Linked DNA regions of Homo sapiens: region 2 is linked to region 1. Evidence: read pairs that join two places in POLR2A ChIA-PET (ENCODE). Cell type or tissue: PC-9. All regions are shown on one strand.

Evidence for each region. ChIA-PET counts read pairs that join two places held together with the same protein. Peaks named below come from ENCODE experiments on the same cell type or tissue, not always from the same donor. Only the 100,000 strongest peaks of a DNase experiment are listed, where the experiment ranks them.
Region 2: POLR2A ChIA-PET joins it to region 1 with 6 read pairs; 1 of 35 experiments calls an interaction of 5 or more read pairs at or near these places.

The regions. Positions count from the first base shown.
Region 1 is chr16:66,440,674-66,443,173 of GRCh38, forward strand. All of the region lies in intron 2 of BEAN1 (brain expressed associated with NEDD4 1), which reads left to right. Among named protein-coding and RNA genes, the nearest start is that of BEAN1, 15 kb to the left of the region's middle. In PC-9, no CTCF peak of the experiment used is centred here; a DNase peak (open chromatin) is centred at 1,458.
Region 2 is chr16:68,030,795-68,033,294 of GRCh38, forward strand. The region is part of intron 2 of DUS2 (dihydrouridine synthase 2); the gene reads left to right. Among named protein-coding and RNA genes, the nearest start is that of DUS2, 8.8 kb to the left of the region's middle. In PC-9, no CTCF peak of the experiment used is centred here; a DNase peak (open chromatin) is centred at 1,387; H3K27ac peaks cover 1,340 bases.

The sequences.
Region 1 (2,500 bases):
TCAGCGGCAGCCTCTAGGCCAGTAGCTTCCAACAGTCTCTCCCACCCTAGTTTCTTCCTGGGCTTTCTATTCCTTCTTCCTCCTGCTGTCTGTCTGCCTTGGGCAGCCCCTACCCCTAACCTGAGTTTCAACCTGACCCAAACTGAATTCTTTGTCTTCCTCTCTAGGCCAGCTTTGCTTGATTTTGCTGTATTGGTTTGGGGCGCTCAAGTCAGAAATCTGGAAATGAACCTCAGTTCCCCTCCTATCATACATCCATCACTGCCAGCTGCCCAAGGAGACCCTTGGGGTTCTGAATTGGCTCAACAGATCATCATTCTGACCTGGCCCCCATCTCGGCCCCCACTTCAGATCAATCTAGAAATTGCTCATTCATTAAGTCTCTTCTGCGTGTTCACTTGTTCGTGCCGCCAGTGGACGGTGAACATCCAGAAAGCAGGGGCCATGCCTGCTGGGTTCCCAGTTCGCCCGCACCACCGTGCTCAGTGCCTGGCACATAGGAGGTGCTCAGTGTTTATTGAGCAACTGAACAAGCGAATGAGTCAAGATGAAGCAAATGCTTTGTGGACAGCCTCCATGGCTCACAGACCAGAGGCCCTCACACAGGTTCTGGGAGGGATGCTGGACCCTGAGCGCTCCAGACCCCCCAAAACAGACATAGGAACACTCAGGAAGGAAACCCGGAAATCCCAGGAGGGCACTCACATGGACACACACCCCTGTTTTTAATTCCTCATTCCAGATCTGGAGCTGTTGTGCACTTAGATACATACAGAATTCCTTTAACTTCCTTAGCCCCCAAAATAAGCTTGCCAGGTACATGTGAAGATACTGAAGCCCCCACAAAATGGGAAAATTAGAGTAGGAGCCCCACCCTGTTCCCATTTGGGCTTCTCCACCCCTACTCCCTGCCAGGTTAGAAGAGTAGCCAGAAAAGTCTGCAGAAGGTAAAACAAGCCCAAACGTTTCCCAAGCAAGACCCTGCCCCTAGGAGTCAGTGCACGTGAGGTCTGGAGAAAGTGAACAGCTATGCCCACCAAGTGCAAGGTGGCAAGGTGAGCGGCACCAGCCCACCTGTAACCCAGGTCTGCCAGCTTCCATGGCTGCAGGCCCTGGGGGAGCAGGCTTGTCCATCAGCCCCTCAGGAGTCCAGCAGGCATTAATCGGCCAGGCTGGGCTGACCCCTCCTAGGCACTGCTCACACCCCAACTTCCCCACCCCTCAACACCGTCTTACTTTCAGGCATTTCAGCTCATCCCTGCCCCTCATGGAGATAGTGCCAGCAGCTCTTATTAACTCCCTCCTTTCAATTTGGCAGATGAGAAGACCAAGGCAGAGGAAGGAGGCAAAAACAAGAAAGGGGGAGGCAGTCAAACCCTGACCCAGGGCAGCCCAGAGGGGTTTTGGCCAAGTGGCTGCAAGAGGGAGATCAGTTTCTCTGCCAGCAAATACCAAGCCTGTGAGCCATTTCCCAGCCTTCAGAGGACCTGCCTCAAGCCTTGAGTGAGTAGGAGAACCAGCCTGGCTCTTCAGGAAGGCTGGAGGTGGAGGAGCCTTCTCCATCAGGCCCCAGCTGGGAAAGGTGGCCCAGGACTCCCCCAGGATGCAGGCTCCAAGAGCAGATGCTTCACAACCTCTTTCTGCCACCAGCTGATGGCAGCTCCGTGGAGCTCCCTGAAAGATGGGGCAGCCCGCCTCCCTCTGGCCTTTGGGAACAGATCTAAGGAAGGAGGGGTTTGGGGGCCCCAGAAGAGACTAAGTCTGTAGTAAAGCAGGAAGAAGAAGGGTGGGAGGTAGCATCTGATCATCCACAGAGAAGTCAAGTGGGGCTTGTCTCTGCTGGGCTCATGGTGGCTGCCTGCAGGCTGGCAGGAATCGCAGCCAGGCAAGGCCTCTGGGTGGGCTTGGATCTCCCTCAGAGATGGTATGATATACAGTGTGTGGGTTCCAGTGCAACCTGGCCCTGCTTCTTATCAGCTGGGGCAAGCAGCCTAATTTCTAAAAACCTCAATTTGCTCATCTATAAAATGGGAATAACAATAGCACCCTTTTGGTTTGGTGCTCGAAATTGACATGCTACACGGAGAGTCTAGCTTGGTGCCTGGCACTGAGAAGATGCTCAAGAAATTTGAAAGTCTTGTCCTTTTGGCTACCTTCTCCCTACACAGGTCTGTATTGAGGGAGAGGGGGAAATAGAGAGAGATAGGGACTCTTGGAGATGAATTTGGGGTTCAGACCAGATGTTGGTGTTTTTCGCTCTGCTCATTGTGACAGTTATCTCTGCAGAGACCTAGCTACCAATAGAAGAAAGGACTTGAGGGCAAGGAGGGCAAACGATGGCACACACTGCAAAATTCACCACTTCTGCGCTCAGAGCAGACATCACTAATCAATTGTAGCACTCTTTCCCACTGAGCTGGAACACATGCAGACACTGCCCAATGATCTCTAGCCTGTGAAATGAAACCATTATCCATCCTTTGCTGAAGTGTGACTTTGG
Region 2 (2,500 bases), 1.6 Mb after region 1:
AATCATGGCTCACTGCTGCATCGAACTCTTGGACTCCCAATGATTCTTCTGCTTAAGCCTCCCAGAGTGGCTGGGACTGCAGGCACCTTCCATCACTCCTGGCTAGTTAAAAAATATATATATATTTTTGGTAGAGATGGGATCTTGCTATGTTGCCCAGGCTGGTCCCAAACTCCTGGCCTTGAGTGATCCTCCTGCCTTGGCCTCCCAAAGTGATGGGATTACAGGTGTGAGCCACCTTGCCTGGCATAGACATTTTTTAGGACTATTGTAATTCAGATAAAATGCTCTGGAAAGAATACTTGCCCAGTAATGGCATCTCCACCAGTGAACTGAAGACAACTCTGGCTTTGATCCTCTAGGAAACTCATGAACTCTTTTTTTTCTTTTTTGGAGATGAGTCTCGCTCTGTCACCAGGCTGGAATGCAGTGGCGTGATCTCTCACTGCAACCTCTGCCTCCCGGGTTCAAGCGATTCTCCTGCCTCAGCTTCCTGAGTAGCTGCGACTACAGGCATGCGCCGCCACACCCAGCTAATTTTTGTATTTTTAGTAGAGACGGGGTTTCACCATGTTGGCCAGGATGGTCTTGATCTCTTTACCTCGTGATCCGCCTGCCTTGGCCTCCCAAAGTGCTAGGATTACAGGCATGAGCCACTGTGTCTGGCCATGAACTCTGTTTCTAAGCAACTTATATAAATCTCTCCCTTTCTGCCAATAAAAGCTTCCTTTTCCCCTTCTGTCACCAGATGTACTTGTGGCTTGCCCTTCTGTGCATCCTGGATTATAATCCTTTTCTCTCATTCTCAAATAAACTCAACATGTTTGGAGGTATTTTTCTTTAATGTCTTTTTTTTTTAAGGTTAACAGGATATTATGTCCATGTAACTGAAGTTAAGGTTATTATTTTTTATTTTTTGAGATGGAATCTCACTCTGTTGCCCAGGCTGGAGGGCAGTGGTGCGATCTTGGCTAACTGCAACCTCTGCCTCCCTGGTTTGAGTGATTCTCCTGCTTCAGCCTCCCGAGTAGCTGGGATTGCAGGTGCACACCACCATGCCTGGCTAATTTTTTTATTTTTAGTAGAGACAGGGTTTCATCATGTTGGCCAGGCTGGTCTGGAACTCCTGATCTCAGGTGATCCTCCTGCCTTGGCCTCCCAAAGTGCTGGGATTATAGGCATGAGCCACCTCGCCCAGCCAAGGTTACTGTCTAAGAAATTGAGCGTAATAGAGGAGACCAGCCCTTAAAAGGAATGGTAGAAGAGATTGGAAATGAGTGACTAAAGTGGTGATGTGGGTGTGATCTCAGGGTGGGGTGAGTGGTTGTGGCAGTAACTGGGAAAGGCATGGGGGCTGCCTAGTTTTTCTCAGAGGAGCCTCCTTAGAGGCAGGGTGTGTCAGGCACCTCTGACTGAGTGCCAGAGGAAGTTGCCAGACCAACCACCCTACAAGAGGCTGTCCTCTTGGCTACCACAGTGGTAAGTATTCAGTCACACCTTACTAAGCAGCCTCTAAAGGTCATGTACCTGGCTCAGTGCTAGAAATCTGGCAGTGAACTAAGCAGCCACACTCCTGTTCTTGTAGAGCTTGTTGTCCTGGTGGTCTCCAGGAGGAGCTGAGGATTGAACAAGAAACTACAGCAGTCAGTGTGGACACATGGAGTGTAACTGAGCTGCAGAGAAATGTAGGGTGTTTGGAAAGCATGGGACCAGGGACCTGAATTTGATTTTCTGTAGGGACGTATCTTCACAAAGGGGGCATTCAAGGACAAGGGGACCTTAGCATGGGCATGCATGACTGAGTTGGAGGAGTATTCCAGACAGAACTGCAAGTGGGCAGGCCCCAGGGAAGCAGACAGTTTGGTGTGGGAGACTTTAAAGGAAGGCCAGGGTGGCCGGGCACAGTGGCTCACACCTGTAATCCCAGCTCTTTGGAAGGCCAAAGTGGGTGGATCACCTGAGGTCAGGAGTTAGCTGGGTGTGGTGGTGGGTGCCTGTAATCCCAGCTACTCGGGAGGCTGAGGCAGGAGGCTGAACCTGGGAGGTGGAGGTTGCAGTGAGCTAAGATTGCGCCACTGCACTCCAGCCTGGGCAACAGAGTGAGACTCCATCTCAAAAAAAAAAAAAAAAAAAAAAAGGGAATGCCAGGGTGGCCAGGGCCGAGAGGGAGGGTGAGAGAGACACAGGTGAGGGTGAGGCTGGAGAGGTGGGTAGGGACTGATCATGCAGGGCCTTGTGGGCCATTAGAAAGGTTTAGGATTTTTCCTAAAGTCAGTGGGAAGCCATTGAAAGGTATAAACGGGGGAGTGGTATTATCAGAGTTGCCTTTTTAGGATCCCATGCTGGCAGAATGGATAGGAAGGGGCAAGTGTAGATTTTGGGAGACACATTTGGGGGCTGTGCTAAAGTCCTGGCAACAGATGAGCGGAGGGTTTCTGGTGCGCAGTTGTGGCCATTGGCATGTAGTAAAGCATGTGGGTTAGTTATATTTTGAAGGTTA